Regions from separate parts of the Homo sapiens genome. Here region 1 is linked to region 2. A link is an interaction called in ENCODE POLR2A ChIA-PET data of the cell type or tissue named here. Cell type or tissue: GM12878. All regions are shown on one strand. Each heading gives the region's core, and the rest is flanking DNA. Links, peaks and the distances in the headings are about the cores only.

What was found. Peaks named below come from ENCODE experiments on the same cell type or tissue, not always from the same donor. Only the 100,000 strongest peaks of a DNase experiment are listed, where the experiment ranks them.
Region 1: POLR2A ChIA-PET joins it to region 2 with 10 read pairs; 11 of 35 experiments call an interaction of 5 or more read pairs at or near these places.

Annotation. Positions count from the first base shown.
Region 1 is chr22:35,304,317-35,313,405 of GRCh38, reverse strand. All of the region lies in intron 1 of TOM1 (target of myb1 membrane trafficking protein), which reads right to left. Among named protein-coding and RNA genes, the nearest start is that of TOM1, 9.0 kb to the right of the region's middle. RefSeq lists an enhancer at 2,005-2,284 and a silencer at 4,101-4,170. In GM12878, for the core only: no CTCF peak of the experiment used is centred there; DNase peaks (open chromatin) are centred at 685, 2,020, 3,625 and 4,615; H3K4me3 peaks cover 2,083 bases; H3K27ac peaks cover 5,824 bases.
Region 2 is chr22:35,362,388-35,371,476 of GRCh38, reverse strand. No RefSeq gene overlaps it. Among named protein-coding and RNA genes, the nearest start is that of HMOX1, 14 kb to the left of the region's middle. In GM12878, for the core only: a CTCF peak has its summit at 3,706; a DNase peak (open chromatin) is centred at 3,786; H3K4me3 peaks cover 426 bases.

The DNA of each region.
Region 1 (9,089 bases), core at 463-8,462, 58 kb after region 2:
GGGCAGGATCAGAGATGGGGGCCATGGTATGGTATCACCCCTTTCTTTCTTTTTTTTTTTTGAGACAGTCTCGTTCTGTCACCCAGGTTGGAGTACAGTGGCACGATCTTGGCTCACTGCAACCTCTGCCTCCCGGGTTTAAGCGATTCTCCTGCCTCAGCCTCCCGAGTAGCTGGGATTACAGGTACCTGCCAACACACCTGGCTAAGTTTTGTATTTTTAGTAGAGATGGGGCTTCACCATGTTGGTCAGGCTGGTCTCGAACTCCTGACCTCAAGTGATCCACCCGCCTTGGCCTCCCAAAGTGCTGGGATTACAGGTGTGAGCCACTGCCCACTGTGTCCGGCCAGTATCACCCCTTTCCACACCAGCCTTCTGGGAAGCAGCCTGGAGCCCGCTCGCTCCCATCCTGCACATTCCAACAGTCTCATGATCACTGAGACAGCTCTGGCTCAAGCTGCCACCTCCCCAGGCCTGCACTGTCACCTCCACGCTCTACTCAAACATAACTCCAAGCACAACTTCCTCTGTTTAAACATTGTCCATCACCCTCACTGCCTGAGGATCAAAAGCCTGAACTCTCCAGGGGCTGGCGTCAGCCACAGTCAGCTGTACCCCCTTCCTCTATGTGGCTTGCCCTCTCACGCCTCTGAGCTTCTGTCTGCAATGCCATTCCTCATTCAGTCAGGCTCATCCAGTTCACATGCTCATCTGGCACTCAGCATGCACCAGGCATGGGACTAATAAGCACGTCACACCCTCAGTCACCCGTCACCACAACCTTTAAGACAGAGGATGAATAAACTCAGGGGCATGGAGAAGGCAGCAATTTGCCTGCAGTCACACAGTTTGTGAGATGCACAGCAGATTCAAAGCCAGAGAAGTCTGGTTCTCAAGTCCATATTCATAACCACGATGCTATGTGCTTCTCAAACATTCTCAACACCTGTCCAGGCTACAGGGAGACGTCAGTGAGCAAATCCAGCAAGGTCCTGCCCCAGTGGTGGTTTACAGTCCAGTGGGAGGCCACAACTGACAATTCCAAAAGGTCGTTTCCATGGCAGGAAAGACCAGGTGCTGAGACAGTGCCAGGTGTGCTGATGAAGAGGAGGAATGAGTCAGCTGAACTCCTGAACTCCCCTTGTCTTTTTTTTTTTTTTTTGAGACGGAGTCTTGTTCTGTCGCCCAGGCTGGAGTACAGTGGTGCGATCTCGGCTCACTGCAACTTCCGTCTCCTGGGTTTAAGCAATTCTCTGCCTCAGCCCCCAAAGTAGCTGGGATTACAGGCGCCCGCCTAATTTTTTTTTGTATTTTTAGTAGAGATGAGGTTTCACCACCTTGGCCAGGCTGGTCTTGAACTCCTGACCTTGTGATCCACCCGCCTCGGCCTCCCAAAGTGCTGGGATTACAGGCGTGAGCCACCGTGCCCAGCCGAACTCCCCTCATCTTCTAAGCCCCACCCAGGGTTGGCTCCTCAGTGGTGCCTCCTTCTGGGTAGACCGTGTCACTCCTCATCCTGCACCATGACAATAACAACATCATGGAGAACAATGACAGCCATCATTCAGTGAAGAAGTGTCAGCCTGTGCAGGATGCTCGGAGGACCTCCATTTGTGTCACCTCCCCACATCCCCAACTGTCGTGGGGGCAGCCAATGTGCAGAGGTTTGTGACTTGCTAGATGCAAAGCCAGGCCTGCGTGCTCCAAACTTGTGTGCTCTCCACTCTGCTCTGTCCCTGTGAAGACTGCCTCTGCCTGCCTGGGGCAGACCTTCTGGGGCCCACCTTCTGGTGCAACAGAGCAGAGGGGGGCATTACATACTTTTGGAATGACCGACTGAGGCTCTGCACTGCCTAGGTGCTCAGTTCGATGCTGACTGCCCCTGCCTACCCTGCCTTCCCAGAACAACAATCACTGTATTTCACTGATTAGCCACCAGGCTAAGGACAGAACAAGAAAGAGTCTGGCTGTTTTGAGACATCGTGGAGCTGTCAAACCCACCCTGAAACTGCCAACCTTCAGGCTTCTTGCTAGGTAAACAAAGTGCGTTGTTGTGGTGGTTTCAGACTCTGCTGGTTGCGTTTCCTGTTACCTGCAGCTCAAAGTATTCGTGATTAATATTCCTCTTTAAGGAGTGAGGTCCAGCTGCCCTGGCCTTCCCACGGGACTGCTCCGCGGTGGACAACTACGGCATGGACCTGAAGGCACCGGGCTCCACTGAAGCCCTCGGGAGCCGGCACTGAGACCTGGCCCAGTCCTTCCTCCCACTCCCACTCACCAGCTCAGCTGATCGCCCGCAGCCACCCCATCACCCTCCTCAGGCTTCTGTGCTTCTGAACACACTGCCCTTCTTCCAGGAAGAAATGTGCTCCTCCCCACCTCAACTCGTGCTCCTAAGCCCAGATCAAAGGTCAGGTCTCCTGGTGGAGTCTGCCCTGACACCCCCCACCCCGCCAGGGCCTATTCCTTCCAGCTAGCAGCCAGTAGCATTTTCCACAGACCACAACTCTAAGCACTGCTTAGTGGAGTGATTAAAATAACTCTGTTGGGCGATCTCTTTGTTTCTACATCTCTCTCTCCCAGGAGTCTGTGAGCTCTTTAAGGGTGGCGGTTATAGCTCACAAATGGACTAACTGTCTACCCCAGATGGGACCTGGGCCATGATAAACCTGCAGTACCTGTTTGCTGAATGACTGAATGAAAGATGAGGCTGTATTCACCAGCACAATAAACCTTTATAACAGTGTAAATGAAACACCTCCACACTTGGGCACTCATTGATCCCTTACTAGCTATTGTGTGGAAATCCTAATCCTTCTTCCAACTTGCAATCCTCTGAATACATTTTTTTTTTGAGACAGAGTCTCACTGTTGCCCAGGCTGGAGTGCAGTGGCACGATCTCGGCTCACTGCAACCTCCAACTACTGGGTTGAAGTTCACCTGCCTCACTCGGCCTCCCGAGTAGCTGGGACTACAGGCGTGTGCCACCATGCCCAGCTAATTTTTGTATTTTTAGTAGAGACAGGGTTTCACCACATTGGCCAGGATGGTCTCGATCTCTTGACCTCGTGATCCACCCGTCTTGGCCTCCCAAAGTGCTGGGATTACAGGCGTGAGCCACCGTGACCCTTTGAATACTTTTAAAAAGTACCACGTCCCTCCTTAATCTGTCCTCCAACATCCTCAGGACCTGTGACCACTCCACTCTGATAATGATCTCCAGAGCCTTCACCCTATTCTGACCGACCCCTCTGGATATAGGCCAGCCATGCTGTCCATCTGGAAATGCAGTGTGGGAACCCACACGCCACATTTACCTGTCCTTGCTAGATACTGTATTTCTATTACTGTACTCAGTGACTATGTGAAATTTTTATTAACCCTACCATGTGGAGCTGACTCCAATAGTTGTGGAAGATGCTCCCCCTGGGCTCACAGCATTTAGCTTTTCTAGACCCCCTTGCAGCCAGAAGTAGCCCTGGGACTTCTGGCCACAGAGATGGAAGCGGGTGTCTCTTGGGCGGCTCCTGGGGAAGGTTTTGCTTTCTTGGTAACAGAGACACAGACAGTTGGTACTTTCACCTGTGCTTCCTACCGTGAGAATGCAAGCACGAGGATGAAACCAATGTGGTCAAGAAGGTTAGGCAGAAATACAGAAGAAGCCACTACTGAACGAATTCATTCTAGATGGACACAGATGTTGTCACTCAAAGGGAAACCCAGCAGGTCTCTCAGTTCTCTCTCTTTTTTTTTTTTTTTTTGAGATGGAGTCTCACTCTGTTGCCCAGGCTGGAGTGCTGTGGCACGATCTTGGCTCACTGCAACTTCCGCCTCACCGGTTCAAGCGATTCTCCTGTCTCAGCCTCCAGGGTAGCTGGGATTACAGGCGCCCACCACCACATCCAGCTAATGTTTGTATTTTTAGTAAAGATGGGGTTTTACCATGTTGGCCAGGCTGGTCTTGAACTCCTGACCTCAGGCGATCTGCCTGTCTTGGCCTCCCAAAGTGCTGGGATTACAGGTGTGAGCCACTGCGCCTGGCCTCTTTCAGTTCTAAGGGGGAATCGGTGAGATGGAAAAGTTGGGAGGATGGGATGCAGACACAGACAAATCCTGCCCAGACTCCAGCACCTACCAGCTGTGTGAGCCTGGGTAACTCCTCGGCCTCTCTGTGCCTCAGTTCCTCCTCTACAGAATAAAGATGACCAAAGCACTCACCTTCCAGGGATGTGTGAGGAGGAGTGTATACATTTCAAGCACCAAAATAAATGCTATCCTCTACAAACATATCAACCACAACATGATTGAGAATTTCAAGCACCCCATAAGAGATTTTTAAATCACAAATATGCAGAAGCTATTTTTTTTTCAGCCAGAAACTTGTCTTGAAAACTATTTTCCAAAGGAATAACTCTTTCCAGACCCAGCGTGGAAAGTTCCATCCATCTCCTAATTTGCTGAGCCACCCTTCCTCAAAACCCTGGCTGCCTCTCCCCTGTATTTTTTTTAACCATAAACCACAAGAGAAACCCTAAAATACCTTACAGAGGGTATTGCTTCCGCAACCCACAATGTTAAAGTCGATGTAACTAACTATAGTACCTAACAAAAGGAAATGTCAGTGAGATAAAGAAAGGTTTTCTAAAACTCCCCAGGTAAGAAGTGAGGCTGTGAAGGCAGAGGCTTGAAGTGGCTGGCTGAGGTACAGATGGCATTTGTTTTCACTCCCCACTTGGGAGTGTAAAAGGTATTGCTGACAATCTGGATGGTCAGGGGTGGAGTGGGCTTTGTATTAGTCAGGGATCTCTAGAGAAAAGGAACTAGGCTGGCTGTGGTAGCTCATGCCCGTAATCCTAGCACTTTGAGAGGCCAAGGCGGGAGGATCACGAGGTCAGGAGTTCAAGACCAGCCTGGCCAACATGGTGAAACTCTGCCTCTACAAAAAATATAAAAATTAGCCAGGTGTGGTGGCACGCGCCTGTAGTCCCAGCTACTCAGGAGGCTGAGGCAGGAGAATTGCTTAAACCTGGGAGGTGGAGGTTACAGTGAGCCAAGACTGCCCCACTGCACTCCAGCCTGGGAAACAGAGTGAGACTCCGTCTCAAAAAAAAAAGAAAAAAAAAAAAAAAGAGAAAAGGAACTAGCAGAAAGAAAGAGAGAGAGAGAGAGACAGACACACACACACACACAGGAGAAAGAGCGAGCGCTTAAGGAATTGGCTTATGCAGGTGTGAAGGCTTAGCAAGTTGAAAATCTGTAGGGTGAGCTGGCAGGCTGGAGATCCAGGAAACAGATGCTGTCCAAGTGCAAGGACAAGGGGAGCCTGCTGGCCAAGTTCCCTCTTGTTCTGGGGAGGTCAGTCTTTTTCCTATTCAGGCCTTCAACTGATTGGACGAGGCCCACCCATGTTATTGAGGGCAATACGCTTTACGCGGGTCTGGTGATTTAAATGTTAATCTCATCTAAGGCATACGTTCACAGAAACATCTAAAATAATGTTTGACCAACTATCTTTCTCCCCTGGCCTAGCCAAGTTGACACATAAAGTTAACCACTACAGGGTTTATACTGCACCAACACAAACAAGTTCAAACAGTAGACCCCTCTGTCTGTCCCTAAATTCTCTGTCTGTCTCAGCCCCTGTGGTCTGGCTGGTTCTTCTCTCCCCCTCCCTTCTCCCCTGGCTCCGTCCTTCCCTTCTGGGAAGACTCCAGGCTCCGTCCTTCCCTTCTCTACCTTCCCCAGCAGGAGCGAGGCCCAGTTCCCCTCCTCAGGGCTTGCACAGTGGTTCTCCACCGCACTTTGCAGTGCTCTATCAACTTCTAAGTTTCCCGTGTCCCTTGAGGAGGAGACCTGGGGGACACAGCCGGGAAGGGGCGGAGCTGGCACCTGAACCCAGCTCTTCTGATGCGGAGACTAAGCTGTGACCCCATTTCAGGCTGCTTACGTCCCAGTGATCAAAATGAGCTACCTGGGATCATGCCAGGTGGGCTCATGGGCAAACTTAAAGACATTTTTAGAGGGACATTAAATTTTTCCTCTCCTGCATTATTTACTTTAATGCAGGATAGGAAAAAAACACGAACATCAAAGCCATGATTTCATGGATATAATTATATAGGATGAGGTCAAATTTTAACAGATAAGCTAATGAAAAGAAAACCCTACGAAAATAATAATGAAGGTGGCATGGGGGTAGACACAAATCACAAATGAGCTACATGAAAGACAGAAGTTTGGAGGGCACTGGCCTAGATCAAGATCTCCTTAGTAAGGCAGTAAAGAGTTAAACTGTCCTGAATCCCCCTGCTTCTCATGGGGTGATGGCCTCAAGCTAATTAGGAGACACTGAGGGTTTGGGTTTTTTTTTTTCTAAAACCAGAAGAGTGGAAGTCTGGGACTATACTCTTATTTCTTTGAGCTCACTAAGGGAATAAAACCTATTCACCAGTTCTATCCATAGGGGAAGGCAAAGGCCTTAATTTCCAAGTAAGAATCTGCTCCTCCCCACAGCCTGAAACCTGACCTGTCTGTGAATGTGGTGGCCACCCAGCCAGTGACCGCTCATTTGCCAGGGACACAAAGACCATCACAAAGGCTGCACTGGAGTCAGAATCTTGGGCTGGCACTTAGCTTGGCTACTAACTTAGACTGGGTCCCAGGAATGATAACACCAGTGAAAAATCACAACAGCTAATAATTACAGAGACTTCCTGTCTGGCAGGAAGTGCTTTATAGCACAACAACACGACAGCCCTATCTGATAGGTGCTATTATTATCCTCATTGTACAGACGAGGACATTGAAGAACAGAGAGGTTAAGTAACTTGCTCCTGGTAACAAAGCTGTTGAGGACTGAACCAGGACTCAGACCATTCAGTCTGACTCAAGCTCACCCTGGGCTCTACTAATATGTGTACAGCTGATACAAAGCCCTTTCTAGACAAAGCTCTGTCATCCTCAAGACAGAAACTTGGGGATCTAATGTGGGTCCTGTACTTACGGATCAGGAAACAGAAGCTTCAAGATATTAGGGCTCACATGGGCACACTGTGGGGATAAGCACCCTCAAGCATCCCCAGTGTGGGTGCTCTGGTACCCCACTTTGAGGAACAGTGTGCTCCATCATTCTGCCTCTGGCCAGCTGCTCCGATTCAGAAGTCAGCAAACTATGAACCCATATGCCAAATTCAGTCTGTTTTGTATGGTACTCGAGCTACAGATGGTCTTTATATTTTTAAATAGTTGGGAAAAAAAAAAGCTGAAGAAGAATAATATTTCATGATATGTGAAAATTACGTGAAATTCAAATTTCATTGCCCATAAATATTTTTATTTATGCACAGTCATTCTCATTCATTTACCTATGGCCTATGTAGCTGCTTTTGTGCTATAATGGCAGAACTGGGTAGTTGCAGCAGAGACCATCTGGTTCACGAAGCCACAAGTATTTACTATCTGGCCCTTTATAGAAAAAGCTCACTGACCCTGGTCTAGTCTGCTAACCAACACAGGAATCCTCTTTATAGTCGCCCTCCCCACCCCGGCTTCTGCCTTCACAGCTCCAGTGGTGGGGAGCTCACTACTGAACAAGGCAGCCAGTTCCATCTTTGCAAGGCTCTGGGGATAGCTATTTATACTGAAACCGAACTGCTTATTCCTGTAACCACACACCATGCCCTTGGAGCCCTGCACATTCAGTTCTATCAGTCCTCCCCAGCACCCATCAGTTTTTTTTTTTTTTTTGAGATTGAGTCTCACTCTGTCACCAGGCTAGAGTGCAGCGGCGTGATCTTGGCTCACTGCAACCTTCGCCTCCCAGGTTCAAGTAATTTTCCTGCCTCAGCCTCCCAAGTTGCTGGGACTACAGGCGTGTGCCACCACGTCCAGCTAATTTTTGTATTTTTAGTAGAGACAGGGTTTCACCATGTTGGCCAGGATGGTCTCAATTTCTTGACCTCGTGATCCACCCGCCTCGGCCTCCCAACGTGCTGGGATTACAGGCGTGAGCCACCGTGCCTGGCCCGCCATCAGTTTCTTTCTTCCCTCTGGCATCAACCCTTCCCTGTCCCTATATATGACCTCTGTCGTTCCTTACCAATCCTCTGGGAAGCAGAGGGAGAATGACAGCACCTCTGTGTTGCCAATAGGGGAGATGGGCAATGGAGAGGGACCGTGACATAGTTAGGAGCAGAACCAGAGCTGGAACCAGGTGTCCCGCCTCCCAGCCTGGTGTCTCCTCAACATCGCTTAAGTGTCCACTTTCCAGCCCATCATTCCCCAACTGGCCCCCAAGGGCCTGAAGTGGTCTCTCACTTCTGTGATTCCTTCCTGTGGCTCCCCCGGCTTGGCTTTTGTGGATTCAAAGACAGCTCTCTCTGACTTTTTCACTTTTCCCCTCCAGGGCTCAGTCTTCAGGCTCTGGGCTCTTCTCCCCTCACACCCAGCTCCCACCACCCCAACCACTGAGGCTCATCCCCAGGGACTGCCCATATTTACCATCTCTGTTGTTTGCAACTTACTGTTGGCAATCAGCTAGGATTTGGACTCCAAGTGCTTAGGGGTAAGCTGACAGCCAGAAATGGAAAATGGGTTTCTTGATATCTGTCTATAAAACAGAGCCAGTAGGCCGGGTGCAGTGGCTCACGCCTGTAATCCCAGCACTTTGGGAGGCCGAGGTGGGTGGTTCATGAGGTCAGGAGATCGAGACCATCCTGGCTAACACGGTGAAACCCCGTCTCTACTAAAAATACAAAAAATTAGCCAGGTGTGGTGGCGGGTGCCTGTAGTCCCAGCTACTTGGGAGGCTGAGGCAGGAGAATGGCGTGAACCCGGGAGGTGGAGCTTGCAGTGAGCCGAGATCGCGCCACTGCACTCCCGCCTGGGCGACAGAGTGAGACTCTGTCTCATAAAAAACAAAAAACAAAAAACAAAACAGATCCAGTAAGATTTGTCTGCAGAGAATATCTGGAAAGGGTTTGAAATCCTTGAAAGAAGAGGGCTGTGACAACACCAGCTGGTACAAAGGATCTGGAATCCTCTCAGCTACGGGTGCTGCCCTTGGGAAGCTCCCCTACTCATCGATGAG
Region 2 (9,089 bases), core at 776-8,775:
CCAGCTAATTTTTGTATTTTTAGTACAGATGGGGGTTTCACCATTTTGGCCAGGCAGGTCTTGAACTCCTGACCTCGTGATCCACCTGCCTCAGCCTCCCAAAGTGCTGTGATTACAGGTGTGAGCCACCGCACCCGGCCTTTTTTTTTTTTTTTTTTTTGACGAGTCTTGCTCTGTCGCCCAGGCTGGAGTGCAGTGGCGTGATTTCGGCTCACTGCAACCTGTCTCCCAGGTTCAAGCAATTTTCCTGCCTCATCCTCCCTAGTAGCTGGGATTACAGCTGTAATTATACCACATCCGGCTAATTTTTGTATTTTTTTAGTAGAGATGGGGTTTTATCATGTTGGCCAGGCTGGTCTCGAACTCCTGACCCCAGGTGATCCATCTGCCCATTATGGGAACTTCGATAGCTGCCTGGGAAGGTGGTGGTCGCTATTGAGTGATTTGAGATCTCCCTCAGCTCAATTCAGCCAATACTTGGTTGTCTTCCTGGGGCCTCAGTTTCCCCATGTTAAAAGTGGGGAATAAAGATAATTTCTCGTTCACTTAATGATATTCCCTGAGTCTATATCATCATCATCCTTGACTTATTTTTTTTTTTTTTTGCGATGGGGTCTCACTCTGTCACTCAGGCTGGAGTGCAGTGGCACGATCTCGGCTCACTGCAGCCTCCATCACCCGGGCTCAAGCGATCCTCCCACCCTAGCCTCCCAAGTAGCTAGGACCACAGGCCTGTGCCACCACGTCCACCTGGCTAATTTTTTTGTGTTTCTGATGGAGACAGGGTCTCACTATGTTGCCCAGGCTGGTCTCAAACTCCTTGGTCCCTTAAGTAATATAAAGATTTTTTTCTTTTGGAGAAAGAAGGTGCCATTTTCCCCCATTACCCAACAGGATTTGGAAGAGAGTTGCTCAGATAAGGAGATTAGCACAGAGTAGGCAGCTCTTGAACTCAAGAGGGAAATTTATAATTTTACTTGCCGCCTCCAAAGTTACCCTTGGCTTTGTCCTGTTAATGACAATGTCTGATTTGGAAGCCAGCCAGGGCAGAGAACCCCTTCAGCTCATGGCCATCAGGGGTTGGGATTCTGTCCTGGGGGGGTTCCTATGACCCTCAGGGCAGTCCCGTTTCCAGTGGCTGAGCTTGTGGCAAAGGGAACAAGCTATGTGGGGCTTTTCCCCATTTATCCCATGGGGGCAGTTTATCTGCCAGTGGCCTGGCTTCTGGCGCTGATGGCAGTTACCTAGGAGGGGATTCTGAGGGCAACCTGGGTGGGGCTGGAGGGCTTATAAAACAGCCAATAGTTGAGCCTCTCTCTGTTCCCTGCATTTCTCTGTCTCTTTATCCCTGTCCTCCTCATTCTGCTGTTGATTATAAAAGACCTGAGAAGGCTAATTTGAGGATTTCCTGCATAGAGGCACTGGATTCTTTTGGAGAAAGAAAGGCTGACTTTTGTAATTTTCTCCCAGTTCATTTTTAGGCCAAACAGTATTCAAAAGGAAAAGTGGCTTTTTGTTCCAAGATTTGGGTGATCAAACTTCCCAGTTTTTGAGAATGCAGGGGCATGTCCTGACATACGGTGACGTGATTACCCACCTGCAAAGAGAGAACAAAGCAGAAAAAAAAAACAGAAAAGAAGGCATCCTCTTATTTTCCTGTTATCCTTTCCTGAACAGGGCGTTCCTCATTCATCCTTAGGGTTTCGGAATGAACCAGTCTTACTGTGTACCCTTAACCTTGGCCCCATCTCATCATAATTACCCACTGAGAACAGAGGAGATACTGAAGTGAACCGGGGGCTCCCTCTTCATCCTTGGGGTTCCAGAATAAACCAGTTTAACCTGGCCTTCATCTGTGTTCTAATGGTCATCTGTTAGCCTGGGATCAGCCTTCATCTCTGTCCTGCGGGTATTTTTGTCTCCTGTGCCTGTGGCCTTGGGCCAGCCTATGTCCTTGTCTCCATCACCTTATAATGACCCTAGCTTGGAGCATGCTAGCAACAAAATGATTATCCATTTCTGATTCCCATTTCCCAAGTTCTTTTAGTATATGAGAAACCTGTTTTTCAGCCAGCTGCCTCAAGGGGGCTGGACTTCCTTCCCTTTGAATATGACCTTGAGGGTCTTTTTTTTTCTTTTTTTCTTTTTTCTTTTTTTTTTTTGTGACGGGGTTTCGCTCTGTTGCCCAGGCTGGAGTGCGGTGGCGCGATCTTGGGTGACTGCAAGCTCCGCCTCCCGGGTTCACACCATTCTCCTGCCTCAGCCTCCCGAGTAGCTGGGACTACAGGTGCCCGCGACCACGCCCGGCTAATTTTTTGTGTTTTTAGTAGAGACCAGGTTTCACTGTGTTAGCCAGGATGGTCTTGATCTCCTGACCTCGTGATCCGCCCTCCTCAGCCTCCCAAAGTGCTGGGATTCCAGGCTTGAGCCACCGTGCCCGGCCTGACCTTGAGGGTCTTGATGCATCTTGAGAAGGGCATGGAAGTGATTAGAGGAATAGAGGAAAATTTGTATTTGGGGTTCCTGGTCCTGCTGGGGTAACATGCAGAATGAATGCTTAAGGAGGACAGGACAATCCTTCAGTTACAGGAGGAGGTGGGAGGAAGCAAGAGGAATACTCAGGGAAAGCCTTCATCCACTTGCAAAAACAGCAGCCCTTGGATTCGAAAGGGCAACTTTTTTTTTTTTTTTTTTTTTTTTTTTGAGATGGAGCTTTGCTCTTGTTGCCCACACTGGAGTGCAATGGCCTGATCTTGGCTCATTGCAACTTCCGCCTCCCGGGAGGTGTTTGGTTGGGAGTGACCACAATGCAGGAGGTCAGGGACCCACCTGCCAAGGAAGGCAGGAAGGACCCTGGGCTCCAGGAAGAAGCCTGTTCCTTGGAGACCAGGGCAGGGAGAAGCCTCCTTGCAGGAGAGCTGGCAGGACGGGGCCCCTGGGCAGCTGGGCGTGGTCGGGGGAGTTGGCTAGGAATGGATGAGGAGAAGGTTGAGGGCAGGTTCTCCCTTTCTCTCCCTCCCAGCCGATGCCTGTAGCAGGGTCCTTCTGCCCAGAGCTCAGCCTCAGACCTGTGCAGGAAAGAGAAATGGAATTGGCTGGGAAAGCCCTCTCTGTGCCCCTGTGGAATATGGGGGAGGGATGAAGCTCAAGGTGGCTTTAGAGGCTGTTATGGGAATAACTGAATCCCCTCAAATTCATATGTTGAAACCCTAACCTGGAGTAACTCAGACTATTTGGAGATTGTATTAGGGCATTTATTTATTAATTTTATTCTTTTTTGAGATGGAGTCTCGCTCTGTCACCCAGGCTGGAGTGCAGTGGTGTGATCTCGGCTCACTGCAACCGCCGCCGAGTATCAAGTGATTCTCCTGCCTCAACCTCCCGAGTAGCTGGGATTACGGGCGCCCGCCACCATGCCTCGCTGATTTTTGTATTTTTAGGAAAGACTGGGTTTCACCATGTTGGCCAGGCTGGTCTCAAACTCCTGACCTCAGGTGATCTACCCACCTCGACCTCCCAAAGTGTTGGGATTACAGGCATGAACCACCACACCCCGCCCGTATTAGGGCCTTTAAAGAGATAATTAAATTAAAATGGGGCTGTTAGGGTGAACCCTAATCCAATATGACTGGTGTTCTTATAAGAAAAGATTAGGACACAGACAGGTACAGAAGGGAGGCCTTGTGAGGTCACAGGGAGAAGGTGGCCATCTGCAGGCTGGGGAGGGAGGCTTCTAAAGAAACCAACTGCTTGGCAAGGTGTTAGAGTGCTGGCAGCAGAGAATGGTTGGCTCATGGGTAGTAAGGGGAATTTACCAACAACAGTATAGGTTTGAAAAGGGAAGTTGTATTAGACAGAAAGAACGCTGCAGCAGAGTTCAGCGGGGCGCTTCAGCGAGAGGACTGGGCGTGCCAGGGTAGATTTTCCTTAGAGCCATTTATGGACCTTAAAGCGGGAACTTAAGGGTAATTTGGACCATGTTAGCCGCGTAGGTCACGGTACATGATTACATTTGTAAACATTTCAGTGCCTTGATGTCAGCAAGGGTTGCATGATGAGTTTCTATATGCATGCATTCCAGAGATGTAGAGAAATTCTAATTACTTATACATTTTTAAGAAAGAAGCCTGGCACCAGATGGCTGGCTTCAGATAACAGGAAAGTCTAATTACTTCTCCATTCCTCAGATAAGGAGTTCTGCCTCTGGATGGTTTGTTTGATGGCCACCAGGTGATCTTTGCTCTCATTACCAACCCTGCTAACACCTTGATCTCGGACTTCCAGTCTCCAAAAGTGTGAGAAATAAATTTCCATTATCCAAGCCCCTAGTCTGTGGTACTGTGTTACGGCGGCCCAAGCCAACTAGCACAGGGTCCCAGACTCTAAGACTGGGATTGGCTTTGAATAGAGGGGCTCATTCCAACTCTTCTTTCCTCTCTTCTCTCTTTCTCCCTTTTTATTTTGAAAAAATTTCAGACATACCAATGAGCTGAAAAGAATAGCACCATGAGGCCGGGCGCGGTGGCTCACGCCTGTAATCCCAGCACTTTGGGAGGCCGAGGCGGGCGGATCACGAGGTCAGGAGATGGAGACCATCCTGGCTAACACGGTGAAACCCCGTCTCTACTAAAAATACAAAAAATTAGCCAGGTGTGGTGGTGGGCACCTGTAGCCCCAGCTACTCAGGAGGCTGAGGCAGGAGAATGGCGTGAACCCGGGAGGCAGAGCTTGCAGTGAGCCAAGATTGCGCCACTGCACTCCAGCCTGGGTGACAGAGCGAGACTCTGGCTCAAAAAAAAAAAAAAAAAAAAAAAAAAAATTTAGCCGGGCGTGTTGGCGGGCGCCTGTAGTCCCAGCTACTCAGGAGGCTGAGGCAGGAGAATGGCATGAACCCAGGAGGCGGAGCTTGCAGTGAGCAGAGATCACGCCACTGCACTCCAGCCTGGACGACAGAGCAAGACTCCGTCTCAAAAAAAAAAAAAAAAAAAAAGAATAGAACCATGAACACACCAGTACACCCTCCACCCACATTGCCCATGGTCAGCAGTTTGCTATTTGGTTTTTCTCTTTCTCTCTTTTTTTTTCTTTTTTGTAGCATGTGTTAGAATTTCCTTAATTTGTAAGGCTGAATAATGTTTCCATGTGTGTATGTGTGTGTGTATTCATTTGTATACACACAACACATTTTGTTTATCCTTTCATCCATCAATGGACACGGGTTGCTTTTACCTTTTGGTCATTGTAAATAACGTTGCTATGCATATGGGTTCACAAATATCTGTTCATGTTCCTGTTTTCGATTCTTTTGGATGTATACCCAGAAGTGAAATTGCTTTTTTTTTTTTTGAGACAGGGTCTCACTCTGTCACCCAGGCTGGAGTGCAGTGGCACGATCTCGGCTCACTGCAATCTCCGCCTCCTGGGTTCAAGTGATTCTCCCTCCTCAACCTCCCACATAGCTGAGATTACAGGTGCCCGCCATCACACCCAGCTAATTTCGGAATTTTTAGTAGAGACAAGGTTTCACCATGTTGGCCAGGCTGGTCTCAAACCCCTGGCCTCGAGTGATCCACCCACCTTAGCCTCCCAGAGTCCTGGGATGACAGGCATGAGCCACCACGCCCAGCCTCTCACTTTCACGTTTATGTATTAATTTTTTCAGAGCCATTTGAGAGTAGGTTGTGGACATCATGACACTTCGCTCCTAAGAGCAAGGACATCAATCTATCTTATTATTTGCACATTAAGAAGATCACACAATATTCGTTACTCTCAGTCCAGTCACAATTCCTCAGTTATCTCCAAAACTGTTCTTTAGAGGTCTGCTCTCCCTTCACCCACCATCCAGTCATGTCTTTTGGGTGTGTTTCATGACTTTGACTTGAAGATTGTTTTACAGAGACAGATCAGCTGTCTTAAAAATGTCCCATATTCTAAATTTGTCTTTTTCCTCAAATTAGATTCTAGTTAACCATTTTTGGCAAGAATGCTCTATGGTGATATTAAAGCCCCTCAGTCCGGGCATGGCAGCTCACGCCTGTAATTCCAGCATTTTGGGAGGGTGAGGCGGGCGGATCATGAGGTCAGGAGTTCGAGACCAGCCTGGCCAACATGGTGAAACCCTGTCTCTACTAAAAATACAAAAAGTTAACTGGATGTGGTGGCATGTGCCTATAATCCCAGCTACTCAGGAGGCTGAGGTAGGAGAATCGCTTGAACCCAGGAGGCAGAGGTTGCAGTGAGCCAAGATTGAGCCACTGCACTCCAATCTGGGTAACAGAGCAAGACTCTATCTCAGGAAAAACAAAACCTCTCATAACGGAGGTGATGAAACCAAGGTCCAGCAAGTTGGTGGCAGAGTTTTGATGCATTTTGATACCAGATTATTATTTATTATTATTGGGCTGGGCTTGATGGCTTATGTCTGTAATCCCAGCGCTTTGGGATGCTGAGAGGGGGCAGAACGCTTTAGGCCAGGAGTTCGAGACCAGCCTGGCCAACATGGTGAAAACTCGTCTCTACTAAAAATACAAAAATTAGCTGGGTACGGGGGCATGGTGGTGCACAACTATAATCCCAACTATTCAGGAGGCTGAGGCATGAGGATTGCTTGAACCCGGGAGGCAGAGGTAGCAGTGAGCAGAGCTCGGAGCACTGTACTGCAGCCTGGGAGACAGGGAGACCCTGTTTCAAAAAAAAAAAAAAATATATATATATATATATATATATTATTTGATACAGGGTCAGCCAGGCTGTCACTCTTGTCACCCAGGCTGGGGTGCAGTAGTGCGATCTTGGCTCACTGCAACCTCCACTTCCTGGGCTCAGGTGATCCTCCCACCTCAGCCTCCTGAGTAGCTAGGACTACAGGCACGCACCACCATGCCTGGCTAATTTTTGTAATTTTTGTAGCGACGGTGTCTCACTATGTTGCCATGGCTCATCTTGAACTCCTGGGCTCAAGTGATCTGCCTGCCTTGGCCTCACAAAGTGCTAGGATTACAGGCATGACATAACGTTCCCAGACACTAGATTATTTGCTTGGATTCATGACTCACTGTTTATGTAGTAAAGGAGAAGTGCCTTTGTGTACAGCGGGAGACCCTTGCTAAACAAAGGGAAATGGGATCTTTTTTTTTTTTTGAGACAGAGTTTCGCTCTTGTCACCCAGGCTGGAGTGCAGTGGCACGATCTCTGCTCACTGCAACTTCCACCTCCCAGGTTCAATAGATTCTCCTGCCTCAGCCTCCCAAGTGGCTGTGATTATAGGCTCCTGCCACCACACCCAGCTAATTTTTGTATTTTTAGTAGAGAAGAGGTTTCATCATGTAGGCCAGGCTGGTCTCAAACTCCTGACCTCAGATGATCCACCCACCTCGGCCTCCCAAAGTGCTGGGATGACAGGCATGAGCCACCACACCTGGCTGGGATCTATTGATAGAAATGATACAGTTCCTTTCTTATAAGGCCTGGTGGCTAAAAACATCCCTAGACCTGGTTTTGAATCTCATTAATAACGGGCTGTGTGACCTGAGCAAGTCTTTCAATGTCTCTGGGGCCTCAGTTTTCTTATCTGTAAAATAGGAATAATAACAGTGAAGCTGTCTTCACAGGGTTAAGAAGAACTGAAGCTGTCCTCATAGTGTTAACAAAGATTCTGGACAGAAATATCGTTATAATTAATCAGGCTGCTCTTTGACCCACTTCCTCGTAACCGAAAGTCACGTAGCACTGGATACTGGCTGTTTGCATCTCCACTGTTCCTATTAGGATCGCTGACACTGGAATCATAAGGCTTTTTGATTAAGAATTGCTTAATGGCCAGGCGCAGTGGCTCAGGCCTGTAATCCTAGCATTTTGGGAGGCCAAGGCGCGCGGATCACCTGAGGTGGGGAGTTCGAGACCAGTCTGGCCAACATGGAGAAATCCGTCTCTACTAAAAATACAAAATTAGCTGGGCATGGTGGCGCATGCCTGTAATCCCACTACTCGGGAGGCTGAGGCAGGAGAATCACTTGAACCCGGGAGGCAGAGGTTGCGGTGAGCTGAGATCGCACCATTGCACTCCAGCCTGAGCAACAAAAGCGAAACTCCGTCTCAAAAAAAAAAAAAAAAAAAAAAAAAAAAGAATTGCTTAAGGCCAGGTGCAGAAGCTCATGCTTGTAATCCCAGCACTTTGAGAGCCCGAGGCAGGCAGATTGCTCGAGCCCAGGAGTCGGAGACCAGCCTGGGTAAGATGGCGAAACCTGGTCTCTACAAAACAATTAAAAACTTAGCCAGGCACTGTGGCACACCTGTGGTGGCAGCTACTCAGGAGACTGTGGTGGGAGGATCACTTGAGCCCAGGAAATTCAGGCTGCAGTGAGCCGAGATCACATCACTGCACTCCAGCCTGGGCAACAGAGCGAGACTCTGTCTTAAACAAACAGAAACAAATTGCTTAAGATGGCTCAATGCAGTGGCTCACGCCTGTAATCCCAGTACTTTGGAAGGCCAAGGCAGGCAGATCACTTGATCCCAGGAGTTTGAGATCAGCCTGGGCTATGTGGTGAAACCCTGACTCTACAAAAAGTACAAAAATTAGCTGGGTATGGTGGTGCCTGCCTGTAGTCTCAGCTACTAGGGAGGCTGATGCAGGAGGATCACCTCGGCTCAGGAAGGTCAAGGCTGCAGTGAGCCAAGATTGCACCACTGCACTCCAGCCAGAGATACAGTGTGAGACAGTGAGTATCTCAAAAAATAAAAAATAAAATAAAAAAGAATTAAGATGTTTTTCAGATCCCAAATTCCAGCAAAATAGCTTATGCCAAGTTAGAAGATCTTCACAGAGAAACGATGTCAGCATGAGAATACTGCTTCTTCATCTCCCTGTCTCATGATGACTTCACCCTGCACCCAGCCTAAGAGCCAATTTTAATTAGCTCCAATTTAGAGGAGGAAACAGAGGCTCAGCCGAGTACTCCATCTGGGACAGAGCCCCTTCTGTTCCCCGCAGTGGAAATTGGCAGGGCAGGAGACGTGGGTTGTGGTCCCACCTCTGCCACTCACGCTCACACCATTGGCAAGTCCCCTTTCTCTCTGACTTCAGT